Regions from separate parts of the Homo sapiens genome. Here region 1 is linked to region 2. The links are chromatin loops, found by intact Hi-C in ENCODE. Cell type or tissue: endothelial cell of umbilical vein. All regions are shown on one strand. Each heading gives the region's core, and the rest is flanking DNA. Links, peaks and the distances in the headings are about the cores only. Region 1 overlaps RNF169 (ring finger protein 169). Region 2 overlaps RNF169 (ring finger protein 169).

Region 1 (15,985 bases), core at 10,054-15,053, 85 kb before region 2:
CCTTCATTGGGTCCTACATCTGACCCAATACCTTTCAGTGTGTCCAGGGGTCTGATCGGCCACTGCCTGACTCCTGACCCCTTCGATCCTGATGTCCCTGATACTCTTCCATTGCAAATAAATACTCTCGCCAAGATGGTCCAGCTTTTCCAGGCAGTCTGCTCAACAAAGCTTGTATATTTTTTGCCCTTCAGAGGCTGGCTTGGCCAATAAGCCACCGATTGCAGGCTGGCTTCACAGGGCATTCTCTGTGTCCCAGACAGCCATGAGGTCTCTCTTAACACTGGCTCTACTTATCCCTTAGATGTGTGGGTCCTCCTTTCCCCCTGTCCATCCCCAAATAAGTGCCCAGGACTGGCCTCAGTGAAAGAGCCATCAGAAGTGTGTAGAGGTTTGTGCTGAGGAAGATGAAGTGTCAAATTGTATCCTGAAGTTAAAGTCAATGCCCTGCCAACCTTCCAGAATCTTTATGAGATAAAGAGTTTGTTCGTACGAAAAATGTGTTTGTTCTTATTATTTTGCCACCAGCTTCCCTAGTATTTGATGTAGGCTACATATCCAGCATGGAAAAAAGAGGAAAAACTCTTAGCTCTTAAACACGCAACAGTGATGGTGGAATTTCAGACAGGAGGGGCAAGGTACTCTGTGCATGAGTAGGTATTATTACAGGGTCAAGGCATCACCCAGCAGTGAGTCCCATCCACAGCAGCATGTCTTACCCAATACCACCCCCAATCCTAGCAAGCATGTAGCCCTGCAGTGAGGGGCCTAGACATACCTGGGTAGAGGTGAGGGGTGGTGTCAACCTGAGAGTCTCTCCTGCATTCATTACAGATCGCAAAAGAGGATGCTGTCCTACCAGTAGCTCTCTTCCCATCTCTCTGCGAGTTCGTCTTTCATAACAACCCTCTGGTGGCCCATACACGAGGTATAGTGCCCGCAAACCTGCCCCCTCTCAACCCAGTGCCCAAGGAGCAGTGTGGCACCCTCATCCCCACCTCATCAATGCCAAGCCCTGGGATCTACTCTGTGTCGGGGTGGACAAGGTTCATGGTACATTGAGGAATGGAGGAAATAGCTCTGTACCAGCGCTTCCTGACAGTAACCCTGTGAGCAGGCATTATTGTCCCCACGGACAGTGGTAGAAACTGAGGCTCAGGGAGGTTCATGATCTGCCCAAGGTCACACAGCAAGAAAGAGTCTGAGTTGGGAATGGAATATGGAATTCTTTAAATCCTGTATGAGCTCTTTTGAACCACACCCTGCTTTGTGGAACAGTTCTGTCATGACCTCATTTCCCAATTCCCAGTTGCAGAGGGGTGCAGCCCCAACTGCAGGAGCCTCTCTTCCCAGAGCACACTGAATGGAGTGGTCAGCAGTGGAGCCACTGTGTAAGATACAGGAGTTGGAGGCATTTTAGAGTCCTGGGCCCTGGAGTGACACCAGTGAAGTTCTGATCATCACTCCACACTATCTTTATTATCTTGGACAAATTCCTTAGCCTCTCTGTGCCTCAGTTTCCTTGCCTATTGAATGGGAATAATGGTAGGAGGTAGGAATTCTCCTAGGAGGTAGGAATTCTCGACCTACCTCCTAGGGTTGAGAATAAGTTTCAGTAATACATGTAAAGCAATTTGAATAGTGCCTGGCACATAGTAAGCCCCAGTATAAATTTTAGCTAATAGTAATCTTATTTTCCCATCATGGCACCAGGGGTCCCTCCACTGCTGAAGAGCTTCCTCCAGGAGCGACTGGGAATCCACTTAATTCGAAGGAAGATAGTAAAGCCTAAGCATCATGTTTTGATGTCTCGGAAGGAATCATGGAAGGTAGGGCTTCCAAGGCAGGACTCCCACCCCCAGGAAGAGTGCAGCCTATTATAATGTATGCAAACCAACCTGGCTGTAGAGCTGCTCACTCCACAGTGCCTGGAATCTCTCCATTAGGTTCAGCATTGCCTTCTCCTTTCCTTGCTTTGGGAAGAGCACTGGATGAAACAACAGATATGAAAATATATTTTAAACTCCTAAAACTCTTACCATTGAAAGTTATAGTCACCTACAGTAATTGAGAATGGCTATGGGCCAGGCGTGGTGGCTCACGCCTCTAATCCCAGCACTTTGGAGGCCAAGGCGAGAGGATCGCTTGAGGGCAGGAGTTTGAGACCAGCCTGGGTGAGACCTTGTCTCTACAAAAACAAAACAAAACAAAAAAAAGAATAGCTAAGGCAGGACCAGAATACATCTCCTGCCTGAATCTTAAGGAAGTGTTTCCTTATGTTGAGAGAAGTCTGCTTCCTTTGCCATAAAGTAAGTGAAATCCCTCTTTCATCTGAAGAATTTCAAAAATTTCTGTGAAATGCTCCTCCCTCCTGAACTTTAGTCTTTCTACAGCCAAAAGGTGGGCTGAGCATTGCTGATCCCAAAAGTTAAATACAGATGTTTCCTTGCCACCCCCTCTGCAGCCCGCCTCTGTCCAGCCAGGCTCTTGTCTGACGTCCTCAGAGGACTGGACAAGCATTTGAAGTCAGAAATAGAAATTCCAAGGTTTCCATCATCTTCCTCCTTGTCTGTTACCTCCTCTTAAGGATCTGCCCCATCATTTCCCATCAGCCAGCCAGGGAGGGGCAGAATCCTCTCTCCTTTACAGAGCCCCATGCCCAGGACTCTGCAGAGCTCTTACGTGTATGCTATCCCATAATCCTCACAGTAGATGAAGCAACAGACTCAGAGAGGTGAACTGACTTGTTAAAAGTTAGTGTGGGTCCTAGGGGACCCCTCACACCTCCTCCCATCAAAGGTTCTGACTAACCTTTGAGCTAAATGAGTTAAATAAACACAGATGCCAGTGGCCAAATGAGAAACAAATCAATGCTTTGTTAATGTAGGCAAACACCCTCTATTCTGGACTGAAGAACGTGACTTAGTCCTGAGTCAGACTGGGGATGCCTGCATGTCCTCATTGTGCATACAGAGATGGGGCTAGAAATGCAGATTAGACCCCTGGGGTTACATGGACAAAGGCTGCAGTCCCTCCCCTCACACCTAGGCATGGACAGACAGGAGGAAAATGGAGAACCTGCCAGAGCAGGCCTGTAACCAAGAAGCTGTGTGAGCCCTTTGATGTGAGGACACAAATGGAAGATAAAATAGCCTGGTCTCATTGATGAGCAGTAATCCAGCCCACGACTGAAGCAGGGCCCAGTGACTCAACCTCTGGCCAGTTAGGTTACCCATTCCTCCCTTGGGAGGGGGCGGGGAAAGTAGCGGTGGGATAGAGAAAGAGCATTTCCTCTAGCACATCTCTCTCACAGAGCCATGAGAGGGAAGGGGAACTGTCCCTTCCCGCCAGCTGCCAAGTGATGGCGCTTGGTGTTTTAGATGCTGAGGTGCGGTGCTGTGTCCGTGCCCTGTGCCTTGTGGCATGGATTCAGACAAAGACTCTGGGTCCCTCAGAGTCTAAACACTGAGGTTCCACATATTTTCCAAAAGGAAATACATTTTTTTAAAGTAACATATTTTATAAAAGTCATCCTTCGCCCTCCTTAGTCCATTAGGTACATTTGCACACACCATTTCATTGGGTGGAACTCTGTGAGACAGGCACAAGGAGGAAATAGGTGCTCAAAGGATAGACCTGTATTCTAGCCCACATTTTTCTAACTACAGTGCTTGCAATCTTTCCACTACACAACTTACATCTCTCAGTAAAAGTACAGATATAAGTGAACCAAATACCTCTGACAAAGAGTGAAAACAATCCACTATGTAAAGGGGGAGAAAGAAAGGACTAAACCCAGCTGAGGGCACATGGACACCTCCTGGCAGCTGAGGCTGAGGAGGAGAGGGAGAATGGTCACAGGCTTTTACTAATTAAGGGAATTATTTTCTTGGTCCTGAATCTTTCAGAGAGATCTATCTTTAGGATCTTTATATAAGGTATAGGGAACAGCATCCTGAAAGGGGCCTGGTGCTGTCATCTTCCAGAAAATACAGGACCATTCCCCAACACCCTCTCCTCGGAGTCCCTGGGGAAAGCCATAGGCACCATGTTCAACCCTCATCTGAAGAATGAGACTACTGAGGGCCAGAGTACGTATGGTCAGGGATGCAGCATGAAGCCTGGAGCCCAGGACTGGAATTACATCGTCCAGGCACTACCGCCAAATCACTCTGGGACTTGGACAGGTCATTTTACCTCTCTAAGCCCCTGTTTCCTCATCTATAAAATTGGGGATAATTATTCATTGGGTAGTTTCAAGGTAGAAATAAAACAACTTACATCATGCATGGGGCACATCATAGATGCCCAACAAGTATGATTTCCCTTTCCACCCCCGCCTCAGTCCGTACCCAGCACTCCGGCTGCTATACAAGTGGCCTTAGGCTAGTGAGGCCCAGGAGGAGAGAATCCTAATTAGGAAGCAAATTCATTCTGGCCCTTCTCCATGACAGGTGAAAAGCGAAATCCCAAAGGTGCCGAAGCAGCCTCTGGTGCTCCATCACCCGCGCATGACGACAACCAAGTCTCCCTCAAAGGATATGCTAGAGCCAGAGGCAGAGCTGGCTGAAGATCTGCCCACTACCAAAAGCACTTCTGTGGAGTCAGAGATGCCCACTGAGAACCTGGAAGGCCATTCCCCGTCTTGCCGGACCTTCGTGCCACTGCCTCCCATCTGCTCCAACTCCACTGTGCATAGTGAAGAGACCCTGTCCCACCTGAGTGACACAACTGTCCGCCTCAGCCCAGAGCGCCCATCAGATGAGGACTCCAAGAGCACAGAGTCCATCTTCCTGACCCAGGTACCTGTATCCAGCTGCCCCTGCCCACTTGTTGCTAGCTCCCACAGGTTCCTGTGCAGCCCTTAGGCTCGATTGCTGTGGACAGCTGGGAGCAACAAGCACATGGCAGGTCTGGAAACAAGAAGTCAGCACCCTTGGTGGAGCTTGCAAGCCTCTTCTGGGAGATCTCTGGTCTGAGGACACTGATAGGGATACCTGATAGGGACACCCATGGGGATAAGTCATGGTTCTGTGGCACAGTCAAGATCTGGGGTCTGACTGGGGTGTGATTCCAACTAGTTTTTCAGAGGGGTTTGCTGCTGCCTGTACCTCTCTGCTTCAGGTCTCCTCACTTTTGATGCTGCCTCTGGATCCTGGGAACATAGATCAGATGCAGGTCGTGCCCTTAAGGTGCTCTCAGTATAATGGGGAACATAGACAGGAACAGCTTATGCAATCAGTGCTGAGACTGAGGGAATCCCAGAGGCTGGGAGTCTGGAGGAAGGAGAGATGCCTCTGCCCCAGCCCAGGAGGGCTTCCTGGAAGAGGCTCAACTGAGCTGAGATTTACAGGCTGAGTAGGAATTAAAAAGGTGAAGATATAGCAGCAAGGGCATTCTGGACAGAGGAAACAGCATGAAACAGGATAGAGGAAGGAAATTAAAATGGTACATGCAGAAACCACAAATGTTTAGTGTCAGTGCAGCAGAAGGGTGGCATGTGGCAAAGGGTAATATAAGGCTAGAAGAGTTGGCAGGGCCCCCTTGAACTTTATTACTGTACCATCCCTCTCCCTGATCTCCCTGCCTCTAGTCTTGCCCCTCCAGTCTGCTCACTGCCAGATCTTTCCAGGATGTACATCTATCCATTCATGGAGGTCTAACTCTCCATCTATTTCTTTTTCCACAGATGACTTATAGTGACATATAAATTTATACAGTATAAAAGTATCTTAAAGAAATATCTCAGAACCTTTTTGGAGCAATGCAGAATATAAATAAGCATTTTAAAAGAAACAATTTGAGAGAGTTAGATGAAAAGAAAATACGGACAGGAAAGGAAATAGTACAAGGGTAATTCTGTCACTCAAACATGCACATCATGCACTGCTGCTATTATAATAAAGGTGTTTTGACAAAATGCAGTTCTGAGCTCCTAGCGGCCAAAGCAATACAATCAATTATGAGTCACCATGTTTTCAGAAAAAAAAAAAAAAATCTTTTTTTTTCTGGCCTAATTGTCCTGGCTATAACCTTTAATACAATGATGAACAGAAGTGGTGAGAGCAGACTTCCTTGTCTTGTGCCTGTTCTTAAGGGGAAAGCATTCAGTCTTTCACCATTAATTATGATATTAGGTGAGGGTTTTCCATAGATGATCTTTATCTGGTTGAGGAAGTTACTTTCTATTCCTAGTTTGAGTGTTTTTTAATCATGACAGAGTGGGCTTTTCCTATGTCTACTGAGATGATCATATGGTTTTGATATATTATATTAATTGATTTCCAGATGTTAAACCAACCTTTCATTCCTAGGATAAATCTCACTTGGTCATAGTATATAATCCCTTTTACTTGTTGAATTCAGTTTGCTAATATTTTTTGAGAATGTTTGCATTTATATTCATAAGTGATACTGCTTTGTATTTTTCCTTTCTTGTGATGTCTTTCTCTAGTTTGGATTTCAGGGTAATACTAACCTCAGAGAATAAGCCTCTTTTAATTTTTGGAAGAGTTTGTGAAGTATTGGTGTTAATTCTTTTTTAAATGTTTGGTAGCATTCACCAGTGAAACCATCTGGTCCTTGGCTTTTCTTTGTGGGAAGTTTAAAAATTGCTAATTCAGCTTTTTTGCTTGTTATAGGTCATATATATGTACACACATACGTGTGTATATATAATATATATTCACAAATACACACACGTATATACATGGTGGGGTCTCACTATGTTGCCCAGGCTGTAGTGCAATGGCTGTTCACAGGCACCATCCCACTACTGATCAGGATGCGAGTTTTGACCTGCTCCATTTTCTACCTAGGCAAGTTCATCTCTCCTTAGGCAACCTGGTGGTCTCCCACTCCTGGGAGGTCACCATATTGATGCCAAACATACTGTGGACACTCGAGGAGCATAATGCACTACAGCCTAGAGCTCCCGAGCTCAAGCAGTCCTCCCATCTCAGCCTCCTGAGTAGCTAGGACTACAGGCATGTGCCACCCCACCTGGTGAGTAATTTTAATAAATAAATACATCCCTACATGACATACAGATTTCTTATAAAGCCATTAGGATAGGCTAAAATCCTCCATGGTTTGCCATCAGAGTGAGCATAAAGAAAATACAAAATAAAACGCACCCTCAGCTTGGCATATAATGGTCCTTACCGATCCGGGTCCTGCTTACCACTGCAGTTGCCTATCTCTTCACTTTGTACTTAACTGTACCAATCTTTAGTTCCCCGAAAATGCACCTTGATGTTTCTTACCTCTGCGCCTTTGCTCGTGCTGTTCCTTGTCTGAAACAATCATTCTTTCTCATCACTTGCAGTCCACACCTCTCCCCATTGCTCCGTAGGGATGGCTCTCCTGGCTCTTCAAGACTTAGCTCAGGCTAAGGCATTCCTCCAAGGGAGCTTCTTGGCTAGGTTGGGGCTTCCTCTGGGATCACCCAAAACCACTGTATTCCCTCTGTTAAAGCATTTATCAATTGTCTATTTTTATATCTGCTTTCTTCCATCCCAGTCTTGGTCTTACCCTTGCCCTTAACAGGGCCCAGCAGAGACCAGCACAGAGATGATACTCCGAATGTTCATGGAATGAATGAATGAATGAGTGACAAATGAATGCGTTTTCTTCCTGGGCACAGGTGAGTGAACTGCCTTCCTCCGTCATCCATAAGGATGATTTAGAGTTAAAGGAGAAAGACCAAAAGAAACCACCAACGGCACCCAGAGAGGTGAAAGGGACTCGGAGGAAACTCCCAACTGCCTTCCTTCCCAGCAAGTACCACGGCTATGAAGAACTGCTGACAGCCAAGCCTGATCCAGCCTTCATTGAGCCAAAGGGTATGTGAGGGCATATCCTTGCTCTAGGGCAAGAGGCCATCTCCACAGCTCAGAGCAAGTCAGGGTCAAGCCAAGGCTGGCACCAAGCTGTCTTTTCCCAACTAGGGTGCTGTCCTCTGTCTAAATACCTGTCAAAGGGCTCCTTTTAGGGTGTCCTTTGTTTGAAGCCCCACATATTGGGACCCCTGTCCTGGCCTAGGCCTTCACTGGCTTATGGGGAGCCACAGTTTATTCAGAGATTCTAGTTGGTCTCAGCCTAGCTGCTCTGGATGATAAAGTCTCTCCTCAGGAAAAGTGTGATGAATGAACACCCAGAATGGCCAGATTCTTGAGCTTTTCCCAGCCCAGGTTAAGTTCCCAAACTGAACGTCCAAAATCGTTCCTATCTGGTTGGAGGCAAAGGAGGCAGCTTCATCTCTGTGTTAATCAGTACTTCCAAAGCAACTGGCATTCAGCTGGGCTGTTCTGGGTGTTAGCCCCTGCGATATAACCCCCTGAGGTTAATGGGGTCACATTGGAGCCAGCCTTTTCCCCCACTCCAATACTATTTACCCATTACAATCTGTGCTATTTTTCCATTATAATATGGGACAAATACTCACTGAAGAATGATGGAACTTCAGGCACTGGAACAGATCCGGAAGAAACCTGGGGGCAGTGTTTTCTTTTGGGGACTCTCAAATCCTTTTACCTAGAGCTGCTGTGAGACTGAGGAATGAAGCAATCAGGGGAGGCATCTGGGAGGAGGAGGGGGAAGTGCCTTGACTCAGTCTTGCCTTCTTGCCCTAGGAATCCAGAAGAATGCACAAGCCCTGCAACAAATGCTGAAGCACCCACTCCTGTGCCACTCCTCCAAGCCCAAGCTGGACACTCTTCAGAAACCCTATGTTCACAAAGAGAAACGGGTAAACATCCAGCTCACTGAATGTGTAAATGGCCCCTGAGTACCGCCCACAATTACAGATGTGGCTGTCACCTTGGGACCCTCTGAGGGCCATGCTTTCCCAGCACCCCCAGATGCCCCCCAGCCTGTTGCTGTGACTGTATGAAGTTAGGCCAGGGAAGTCTGTGCATAAACCTGGGATAACACCCTCCTCCATGACCTTCTGCCAGGCCCAGAGAATCCCGATTCCACCCCCAAAGAAGACTAGAGCCCAACTTCTGGATGACATCTTCATTCGCTTGCGGGATCCCCGGAACATTACAGAGGCTCCACTAGGTACGGCTCTGCCACAGCTGCCAGGATCCCAGATCCAGTTCACGCCTGCTGGCTAAAGGCAAAGAAAGGGCTTGTGTCAGTGCAGGAAAGGCCCTTAGAGAGCAACTGCCTACATCAGTCTCTACATGTAGATGGACAAAAGGAGAGCCAGCGTGAGGCAGGGAGTTGCCTAAAATCACACAGCATGTTAAGGTCCTGAACCAGGGCTTAAGATAGAGTCAATGCATAGGGGCAGTAGGAAGTCAGTGACTTCCCAAGCTGGAAAGGCCATTTTTAGCCCCTTAGCATCCTCCTGCCACACCATCCCATTTTCCAAGGGTCTCTGGACCCAATCCTCTTGCTTCTGGCTAGGTGAGAACCAGGATGAGCTTGGTGCCTCTCCTGGCTTCTTTTCCTGCAGGTGCTGTCCTGCACCAGTGGACAGAACGGCGGCTGGTGAACCACAAGCAGTACCTGGAGGCCAAGAGGCTGTTGAAGGAGTTCCAGGCACGTTACCGGCAGCTGGTGAGTGGCTCTCTGCGCACAGTGTTCGGGACTACCCCGCTCCCCATGGCCTGCCCAGCGCTGAGTGAGAGCCAGCCCAAGTTCGGCCACTTCCTCGAGTTCATGGATGAGTTCTGCCAGGAGCCCACAGCCAGTGACTCACAAGGCTAGAGCTGTGCATGGGGGCTGTGTGCACCACCCGGCCTGTGCCCCAGCTCTCCCCGAGGGCTCTGTGCCCTGGACCGCACCTCAAGGTTGACCAGCCGGCCACAGGCCTCAGAGCTCAGCTGGGCCCCACTTGCTGGCCACAAGGTGGCATCCCCTTGTCAGGATCTCCCCTCCTTGGCCCAGGCATGACCTGGTGCCTGGCCCAGCGGCAATAAAGAGTGGGTGCACAGGGCAATAGACTGGGTGCCACATGCATTCTTTCTTGGAACCCAGGCCACAGCAGCATTGTCACACTTCCCTCTAAAAATGGTTTTCCAGTTCAGATGCAACAGGGATACATTTGTTCTCTGTTGTATGAGAAACTGACACCAAGGGGATCTTAACAAATTCCTGAACAATGGCTCCAAAAAAGGGTATTTTTAAAAACCAGATCTTGTGAGTACAGCCCTAATGTGCAGGGACAGTGTCATCCTGTATATTCGTTCTTTACTCAGACTCTTTCTTGGTTCCTTCATTAGGAGCATGAATGGTTGAATGTGAACATGACAGTAAATTGGAGCAAACTGTAAACTGGACATAACTTATGCCAAAAGACGTAGTTGTACACCATGGAAACCCCATCCCTGCTCCTAATCTCTACTGCCATTCTGAATGCCAAAGCAAGACATCCAACATGGGGCATCTCCCAGAGCACATACAGCACCAAAAATCCACACACAGCCTAAGCTTAACCCATGTTTTTGTCTGAGATTGTTCACCAGAGACAAGACTCTGACTATAAACAGAACATCCACTTTCATGAGTTTCCTTTACTGTATTCTCAACTTGGGCCTTGCTTCAAGCAGGCAAACATACATTGAAGAATGCACTTTGGTACTGTTTAAATAACAACACATCAGCCCACTTGATTCCATGCCATGTCCTTGCTGACAGAAACATCCCCAACAGGGCATGCCCTGGTCCAAGTCCTCTGTCTTTGTCAAAATGCTCTTCTGATGAGTTGGAGAGGAGGCAGCCAGCAGTGGCAGTCCACAAGGATCCAGGTACCTTCTCCAATCCTAAAGCAGACAGCAGGTTGAATAAAACCAATACACAACCTATTTTCTAGGCAGGAGGGGAAAAGGCCCTTAGGACAATAATATTTGTACAAAGAGTTGAGAGTAAACAAACAGTGTATCAGGTTCAAAAAAAAAAAAACTATTCGTTGGCATTTAAATTTTTTTCCCTTGCATAGTATCTATTCTCTCACTAGGACTTTTAAGTGCTCTGCTGGAGGCTCAGCGTTGGTAATACCATGTTTGATGCAAACTTGAACCCAATGCTCTCATTGGTGGCACAGCTTTGGAGGGTGGTGGCCCCAAGAAGGGGCAATCTGCCTGCTGCTATATTAATCTGGAACCAGGGCCAACAGCTACTCTTGAACTATGGTATTTGAAGAGCGAGTTCATTGCCTGTTTTACCTTAAATGACAGGAAAGGAAGATGAACAAACCTTGCTTTGCCTTGGCTTCAAACTAGTTCTTGATTTAAGACACCAGAAAGGGAGAGAGGGAGTCTGCTTAGAGTTTGAGGTTGCCTCTCACAAGATGACAGTTAAAAGTTGCCACCTTACTTAAAAGGCATTAAGGAGGCATTTACTCACAAAGGAGAGAGAGTAAATTTTTTTCTTAAGAGGAAAAAAATACTGATAATACATAGAACAATCTGCACATCCAGTCTTGGCACTTTTTCCAATTTGACTGATCTCTAAACTGGTGACCCTTGCATATATCTTAGTCTCTTTTCTACAATCTTCTTCAGAAAGCTACAGCAGCTAACAATCATGTATAAAGATGCATTTCCTAGATCATCTTCAGAAGAAAATCTCTTCAGCACTTTCCCTAGAATCTGTCTCCTGACCACCCCGCCCCAGACCTGCTTTCTCTTTTGAGAATTCATAACCAGGTATGTTTAGATACCAGTTCAAAAGACCACTCTATGGGTTGATGAGGAAAAGGCTGCCTGAGGACAATTTAAGACCATAATGAGTTTCCAATTTTTAAAGAAAATTTGGCTAGCTGGCTTTTAATTCTTAATTAAAATCATTAAATTTAATTAAAATTATTCCAATCAAAATATATCACTTTCCAAGATTCCACATTCATATTACTTACTTATACTATGGAGACTTTCTCTACCTGAGCATGTATTCAGGGGCTATAGGTACATTTAACTCTAACTAACTGAAAAAAATCAGGAAGAAAAAACTATTAAAATAAAATAACCTCCTAAATCATTTGGGGGTATCCCCATCATTGGTGCGTGTGTCTGCGTGTGTCAAACTTTAATGATTATTTATTCAGACCCTGGAAAACCACACTATAAAATAGGGCACTGGATCACAAGTTCGTTTGGTTAAAAAAAAAAAAAAAAAAAAGTGGGGGCGGGGGGCAGAGAAGAAGTTTAACTTGGATGATTTCCATGCCCATTCCAGCTGTAACATTCTATGACTGTGACCCAGCCTTTGTTCTCTTTTCTCACTCTCCTACTAGACATTTCAATGAAAAGTTAGGCAGGAAAAAGGAAAGGAATCCCAAGTTGCTGCCAGCTCTGATGAGAGATCAGGTTGGGGGAGAGATTAGGTGGTTACTGAATTGAGGTGTGGGCCTCCCCTGACCATGTCAGTGATCCACAACCCACCTCACTTCTTGGGGCTTAAGCTAAAAGCAGCTTCTGAAGAGATGTTAATGTCCTGTAATCACTAGAGGAGAAAATTCATTCTCCTTCCATAACATTACTTAGTAAAGGAAAAGCGGTGGTGCAATCAAATTCACAAATACCAATGGGGTCTCTAAAATGTAGAATGCAGCTTGCTGGGTGCTGGTCAGTTTTCTAAATGGGACCAGAAATGGCTTTCCTAAGACCATAAATGAACTCTCCAGCCACACATACATTCAAATGCATTCCATTAGACATTGAGCTCCTCAAGAGCAGGAACTGCTTTATCTCCACAGTCCAGCTCAGGGTTGGCTCAAGTCTGAAGCTCAGTAAATGTCTGTCAAATAGAAAAGAAAGGATGAGCCTTCGGTCATCAGCTACATGAGTCAGGCACGGTGGCAGCTTCCCATTTTAGTCAGTTTGCCAGTTTGTAACCAGACAGTAATCAATTAAGAGCTTTAATCTCTTAAGGACATTTTTCCTTTAGGGAAAATGAACAAAAAATAAAACATTTATTACCAGTGCTGCTTCCAAGCAAAAATTTAAAAATTAAATTAAAATTTAAAAAATAAGTGAAGCCACTTAGGAGTTTCCCTGGCAAGCCTCACCCAAGAAGACTTAACCTTTTTTAAAAAGAGGCAAATAGATTAAAGGGGCCAGGGGCTGGATGCATAATCCCCTGATCTGATACCAACCCAACAGGCCCAGATGACTTCTTCCAGCAGATACAATCAATGGGTCAAGAACATTTTCTCAAAGTTTCTTTCCCTCTCTATGGAAAAGAGCTGACAGCCCCCTTCTAAGGGCACCACATTTCCTGGATTTCCCCTCAGACTGACCTTCACCCTCCCCCCTAACTTCCCCTTTAATAATAAAAAAACCCAGAATGCATATATACAAGGAACAGAGTAAGACATGGGTAATTTGTATGGTGAACTGGGCTTCAATGATTTGTGAGGAATTTGTTTTGTGAAATCCTGCACCTCTTATTCTAGCTCACAAACCCTTCCCATCGTTCTGTTTCCTTCCTTGTCCTTTTCTGTTCCCCCAAATAATACACATCAACATATCGACTTTTAACCAACTTCAGAATCATGGAAGGAGAGAGGGAGATTTTTCAGAAAGAAAAGCATTCAGGTTTTAGTTATTAAGGATGGGAAGCATCTTAAAATTCAGATAATACCTTAGTGGTTTTTCCTTCCTCCAAAGCCAACCTGATTAAAGATCAACCCTCCTCCCTCCTTAACCTAGACCACTCTACCTATATTTGAAGGACTGTTGCTCAGCAGGAAGTTTAGAAAACAACTGTCAATACCATCCTAGGCATCACTGTAGGTACAAGGGGGGAAGGCAGTAAGCTGGACCTAGAGTTTGGACTATTTGCTTAACAAGAATTTGTTCTTCATTCTGCACTTGTTACAACTGCTATGCAATTCTTAAAATGAAAGTATTAATTTGGGGAAATATTTAAAATATATATCTTTTATCTATTAAAAATATTTCTTTTTACCAAAGACAAAAATCAATTCCAACTGAAAAGTGTTTTTCAAATTACTGGAGATATAGAGAAAGATGGCAAGTGGAAAAATAAGTGTCTTTGCTCCTACCAACAAGACTAGCCTTCCAATAATATTTACTAAGATCAAAAAGGAAATGCGTGAAATGGCAGTAACTGATAAGTTTCCTCTAAGGGCATTTATAGTAAGGTCACCCTCCCTGTCTTCTGTAAACCAGAGCCAGCTCTTCTGTTTTGGGCACAAACATGCCCTCCAGCAGCTCTTGGAGGACATAAATTGTTGGTAGGGCCCAGAACTGAAGTGGTGTGACTACAAAATCATGAGTTTGGTAAATGTTTTTAAAACATACATCTGCATATGTGCACACACACAGAGAACACAGAATGCATACATTCAGGTGAGTGATGTTCCCCACCAACGTAGTCACCAAAGAGATTCCACCTATCTCAATGATGACCACAATGTTTAAGACATCTCTGGAATTTCTGTTTGGGAACTGTTTGGGAACTATGAGCTGCACAAGAAAATGGCTCTGCTTTACAGCAGCACTCATTACTACAAACCCACTTGATAAGCCACCTTCTTTCCCAGAGGCTTCAAATAGCTGCTGGCTAGTCTCAGACATTACATTCTCTCTCTCTCTCAACCACAAATAACCACAAAACACTGAAGATTTGCCCTGAGAAAAGGCAAATCTGAGAACACTTAAAAGGAGTTATACTATCTGCCTTGATCAATGGGTCACTGTTCTGGACTTTGGCTTCTAGGTCTAGAAGCTGAGGAGGACCTTAGGAGGAGGCTGGAATAGATAACCATTAAGGTCCCTTCCAGTTCTAGCATTTTGGGAGTCAGTGTTTCTAGTCTTTGAAGACAGTTCCAGAAATGCTTTCACCAATGGCACTGGAAAAACTAAGCAGTATCCTGCTGGGGCTACTCAAAGGAAACAACATATATTGGGATATATAAGCTCTGGAAGGTCTGTTAAAATGCCAGTCACATGACTTTATATAGTAACTCATACTACATGGGGCATGCCAGCCCATCAGAAATTCCCTAAAATCATATCTTCATCCCTATTCTCAATGAGCCCAGATGGGCAGAAGCACCAAGCACCACCAGGGATGCAAAAGACACATGGTGTCAGCTGCTAAGGAAAATAAACCCCCAAAGGTCCATGGGACTGAATTTACCAGCTGCATCCAGCTAGATACCTTGTTTCCATAGTATGGAGTTTAAGTATTGTTCCTTGCCTGACTTCAGGGTGATTTTTTAGGATTTTAGATCAACATTGCAGATAACCCTTGGCCATTTGAAAAGTAATAATGAAGCCTGATTATAGTTTGTCTCATAGGCTGAAACCCCCAGAAAAGCAGAAGGCTCTAAACTGTGGGGGATGGGGATAATGCACATATATGTTTATCCACCCTGTCGATCTTGTTTGCATGTGGATTCTGCACTATCAGTGTTCAATGCCCAGCCTAGCTTCCCCTAGGCTCCCCTGGCACACCCTTAGGTTGTGATCTATTTGGGAAACCTTTAGAAAATCCATGGGTTATGCCACTTGGTAGTTGAGAGAACCAGAACATCTGCACTGCAGTTTCATCATCTAAAAATGGGGCTAATGCCAGTTACATGAGAGGTCTCTTGGAAAGACTAAATTAATAAGGTCTGTAAATGTGCTCTGTCAACTATATAGCATTCACCAAATATTATTTTTTAAACAGAGAATGTAAATTAACTTTTGTAAAGGCATAATCTTAACTGATATATTTACTTATTTTTGGCAAGGGACAGCAGAAAGCGTAACATAACCATCTATCATTTTGGATCTGCCAAGGAACTAAATTGTTCACTTGTCTGAAAAAGATGGAATTAATTTTTATCTGCAAGGCTGATTTAAAACAATACCCTGCTGAAAGAAGTCAGGAAGTCTATCAGTTTAAGAAGGTATCCCCTCTTTACCATTACTAACTGTGGCCATTATGCTCCTGAGGCCGTTCCAAATCTCATTCCCAGTGGGTGCTGCCAGGTTTGGCCCAGAAGCCCTTAGGGATGGGT
Region 2 (5,000 bases), core at 1-5,000:
GCTGCTATAAAGACACATGCACACGTATGTTTACTGCGGCATTATTCACAATAGCAAAGACTTGGAACCAACCCAAATGTCCAACAATGATAGACTGGATTAAGAAAATGTGGCACATATACACCATGGAATACTATGCAGCCATAAAAAATGATGAGTTCATGTCCTTTGTAGGGACATGGATGAAACTGGAAACCATCATTCTCAGTAAACTATCGCAAGAACAAAAAACCAAACACCGCATATTCTCACTCATAGGTGGGAATTGAACAATGAGATCACATGGACACAGGAAGGGGACTATCACACTCTGGGGACTGTGGTGGGGTGGGGGGAGGGGGGAGGGATAGCATTGGGAGATATACCTAATGCTAGATGACGAGTTAGTGGGTGCAGCGCACCAGCATGGCACATGTATACATATGTAACTAACCTGCACAATGTGCACATGTACCCTAAAACTTAAAGTATAATAAAAATAAATAAATAAAAGAATTGCCGTTCTTTATTATGCAGTTTTTCTGAGTATTTGTGTCAGTTTTAGCCATCTTGCTAAAAAGAGAATTTGGGCTCTCCAATCTATTTGCTACAACACTCCCATGGGAGTGATCTCTCTAAAGTTCAAAGATGAATTCCTCTTTGAAACTCCTCAGTGGATCCTCATTCCTTAGCATGGCACTCAAAGTCCACTATTATTCAGCAACTGCCAATTTCTGCAGTCCCACATGCTTCCACTCTCCCACATGCACTCTATACTCTAACCACTTCTGTTTACAATCCCTAGAACGCTCCTTGTTTCATGTTCCTATGCCTTTAAATGTACTATTTCCCTCTCTCATCTTTATTCTGACCTCATCCACCTAATGAATACTGATGGTCAAATGTCTGGCATTCACTGAAGCCATTCCTGACCCATCCAAACTAGATTATCTTCTTTGTGAAAATACCTTACATTTGTTGACCTAGCTCTTCATATACCAAGCATTGTAATAATTCATTTAGTCTTTAACAACAACCTTATGATTTTAATACTATTACTATTCCCATTTTCCAAATGAAGAAACTAAGACACAGAGAGTATCCAATAACATACAGCTATAAATAGCAAAGCTAGAATTTGAACCCAGGTAGTCTGTCTCCAGGTTTTCCTCTATTAGCCTGCTCTATTAATATATACTATACTGCCTTCTACAATTATATCTTGCATAACAGCTATTATAATACTTATAATACCACATTTCAGTTGCATATTTACATCCCAATCTTCCCAACTACACTTTGGGACAGAACCATGCTTTACCTCTATTTGCAGCTCTAGTGCCTAGACCTAGCACACAGAAGACCCTCAAATGGTTACTAAATTAATGAATGACTGAAGTTAACACTGCCACAGCCAATGCTTTAGTCCAGGCCCTCTTCGTCGCTTGCCTGAACTACTAAAACAGTCCCCTAACGACTCCCCACCTCCAGTTTCTACTCACATCTTTCCTCTTCCAACCAATATATATTGTCTTTCTAAAGCACAGTATGATTATGTTATTCCACCACTTAAAAATCTTTAAGAGCTTTATAGGATAAAGTCCAAAATTCTTTTACCCTAATACACAATGGCCTTCATGATCTAACTTCAGTCTCTTCTCTACTTCCCCACTCCAGTCCACACTCCACCTATATTTAGCTTTTTGCCAGTCCCTGAACATCCCAAGCACCTTCAAGCCTTTCTACATGCAGGCTCTTCTACCTGGAATGGACATCCCCTCCTTCCTCATCTGGTGAATTCCTACTCTTTCTTCAACATACAATTCAAATGCCTTCCTCAGGCTTCCTGCAAATTGTCAGTCAGCCCATTCCTCTACTCTGTTAGCATTGTCTGTTTACCTCACTTAACACGTTGTATTGTTATTTGAGTATGTGTTTCCCCAACCACACTGTGGAGTCTTAAAGAAAAGGTACCATGTCTTATTCATCTTTTTTTATTGCATCATCTTGCACAATGTGTGCCCCTCAAAATGCTCACTGAATTAGTGGAATGAAATTTAACAAACATATCCTACATCATATACTCAAGCCAACTCAGATACAAATTAATTCAAGGTAGGCAACTCTTTCAGGATTAACTAGAAGACAGGGAGTGAAAATATGAATAAACAAATACCTCCTAAATTCCTGCTGTTCAATTCTGAATTCATACATTGGAGCTATTCTTCAATAGTAATTACTGTTTAGTTGGTAGAGTGCATGTAATCTCATCAAGAGCTTTAAAAAACATCTTAGCACAAGGCAAATGTTTCCTGTATTGGTATAACACATAAGGACACTCTCAAATTCTCGGATATGTGTCATTAAGGATAAAGAAATGAGTCATTTTACATATTTTAAACAAATCCTTACAGACTAGGGAATTCCTGTCCTCTTGCACTACAATCACATGGTTTCATTATTCATTAGTCCTAAATGTAATTTAGGCTGCACACATAGCAAACATTGTCTGTCAACTGAGTAATAAACCAGAACTACTTGCTTTTCACAGAAAGGGGAAATTTTTTAAATGCAGAAATGTTAACCCTAAGTGAACAGGGAAGTTGAGATGGGATGAGAAGGGATAAGTAAGGCACTATTCAATTGTTTATCTATTCAATTTTCGTGTTTTGTTTATTTGTTTTTCAGAGAGAGTCTCGCTCTGTCGCCCAGACTGGAGTGCAGTGGCGCAATCTCGGCTCACTGCAACCTCTACCTCCCGGGTTGAAGCGAATCTCCTGCCTCAGCCTCCCGGTAGCTGGGACTATAAGCGTGCACCACCACGTCCGGCTAATTCTTGTGTTTTTAGTAAAGACAGGGTTTCCCCATGTTGGCCAGGCTGGTCTCAAACTCCTGGCCACAACTGATCCGCCCACCTCTGCTTCTCAAAGTGCTGGGATTACAGATGTGAGCCACCGCGCCTGGCCTATCTATTCAATTTCTGAAAAGCACTTTTAACACCACGAAGATAAAAAAATTTAAACTGCCAATTTAAAAGATTCACCAGCCTTTGTCTAGCTTTTCTTCAGTCATTACCCATAGCCGAAGAAAAAGAATCCTAAAAAGTAAAAAGGTCTCGGTTTCAAATCTAAAAGCAGTATGATTTGGAATAACCATCCTTGATTTCAAACAGACTAAATGAATTCTTAAAATTCATTAATCATTTTTAAATGATGCTTAAGTGTGGCTGCAATGTATAGTTCAAAATCTACCTATGTAAGCCTGTATGGTAAGTATGTTTTTTAAATCAACAGATAAGGAATGTCTCTAAATTTAGAATATAAGCTCCATGAGAGAGAGAGATCTTTAATATTTCATTCACTAATGTTTCCCAAAGACCTGGCACAGAGTAGACACATATTACATAATTCCTGAATATTGCTCAAAATGGTCCAAATATTTAATATGTCAATATATACGAGTTGCAGATCCTCAAAGAATATGAAGTTGAACTCTGAGTTCATTTTGAAATGATCACTGATGTAGCCTTTACACACACAGTTTCACAAATCAACAAAAACTGATACTATATCCAAAAGCAAACCGTGAATGCATAAAAGAATTAAATAAAACATGTACACAGGGGTCATTAAGGTTCTGAACCTTAAAGCTTGCCAAAAAAGCAGGCAAAGAACAAAAATGTCACCAGTGCAACCAAAATTTTCAAGAAAACACAAACTCTTTACACTTTTTCCACAAAGCAATTCCTAAAGAGGCACTGGACTTCAACAAAATAAAAAAAAAATTAAGAACGTCACTTAAATACCAGTGCATTTACTACAAAATTTCATTTCCAGCAGGCCTGATGTTTCCTTTATCAATTGATCCAACTATGTGATGAGAATACAACTAAGCAATATATCTCTGAATATTACTAAAATTGCTATTAGGCTGGTACAAAAGTAATTGCTGTTTTTGCCATTGAAAGTTATGGCAAAAACCATAATTACTTTTGTGCCAACCTAGTAATCCTGTTGCTGTTTCCACTCATAAAAGCACAATGTAAATATTTATAAAACTGGTATTATTAGTTTTCCTTATTAAAGCTATTATGAACATTTCACTGTGAATTAGGCTGTTTCTGTTGACCCTTTTTCATCTACTATCAACTCATGTAAACTCTTACTCTCTTATCTGTTCTGGGCCTCAGTTTTCTCTTCTGTAGAATGAGAGACATAGATTAAAACAATGGTTCAAGGCTGGGCGCGGTGGCTCACCGCCTGTAATCCCAGCACTTTGGGAGGCCGAGGTGGGTGGATCACCTGAGATCAGGAGTTTGAGACCAGCCTGATCAACATGGAGAAACCCCGTCTCTACTAAAAATACAAAATTAGCCGGGCGTGGTGGCGCACACCTGTAATCCCAGCTACTCGGGAGATGGAGACAGGAGAATCGCTTGAACCGGTGAGGCGGAGGTTGCGGTGAACCGAGATCATGCCATTGCACTCCAGCCTGGGCAACAGAGCAAGACTCTGTCTCAAAAAATAAATTAATTAATTAATAAATAAAATAAAACAATGGTTCAGATTCTGGTGAAAGCTACTGGTGACTTCTCCATAAAAATGCACACATGCATTTACATAATGATTTTATAAACAATTATTTATAATAGCAAAAGACAGGAAACAATCAAAATGTCCACCAATAGGTGGTTAATTATGCTATATCCACTCAGTAAAATTCCATACAACATACTGCTGTGGACTTTGATGATGTATTCTTAAACCAAAAAAAAAGCAAGTTACAGAACAGTGTGTATAATGTACAACCTTTTGTATAAAAATGGCAAAAAATAAGCATACTTGAATTTTCATGTAGATAGATCCATAAACTGTGGAAGAACAAACAAGAATCTTTTTTTTTTTTTTTTGAGACAGAGTCTTGCTCTGCCACCAGGCTGGAGTGCAGTGGCATGATGTCAGCTCACTGCAGCCTACGCCTCCCAGGTTCAAGCGAGTCTCCTGCCTCAGCCTCCCCAGTAG

What was found. A loop is a pair of places that touch in the nucleus more often than their neighbours do. Peaks named below come from ENCODE experiments on the same cell type or tissue, not always from the same donor. Only the 100,000 strongest peaks of a DNase experiment are listed, where the experiment ranks them.
Region 1: a loop joins it to region 2, with 6 times the contacts of the local background. A loop is called at or near these places in 5 of 110 quality-filtered maps.

What each region holds. Positions count from the first base shown.
Region 1 is chr11:74,836,932-74,852,916 of GRCh38, reverse strand. RNF169 (ring finger protein 169) reads right to left here. Exons shown (of 6, transcript NM_001098638.2): 6 at 10,504-15,985. XRRA1 (X-ray radiation resistance associated 1) reads left to right here. Exons shown (of 19, transcript NM_001378157.1): 13 at 835-928; 14 at 1,714-1,829; 15 at 4,455-4,802; 16 at 7,646-7,844; 17 at 8,634-8,749; 18 at 8,958-9,063; 19 at 9,464-12,007. The coding sequence ends at 9,717. It also overlaps the pseudogene RN7SL239P. Among named protein-coding and RNA genes, the nearest start is that of RNF169, 96 kb to the right of the region's middle. RefSeq lists an enhancer at 7,865-9,064. In endothelial cell of umbilical vein, for the core only: no CTCF peak of the experiment used is centred there; DNase peaks (open chromatin) are centred at 12,256 and 12,696; H3K27ac peaks cover 605 bases.
Region 2 is chr11:74,752,484-74,757,483 of GRCh38, reverse strand. All of the region lies in intron 1 of RNF169 (ring finger protein 169), which reads right to left. Among named protein-coding and RNA genes, the nearest start is that of RNF169, 6.1 kb to the right of the region's middle. RefSeq lists enhancers at 1,534-2,155, 2,155-2,734. In endothelial cell of umbilical vein, for the core only: no CTCF peak of the experiment used is centred there; a DNase peak (open chromatin) is centred at 2,303; H3K27ac peaks cover 2,438 bases.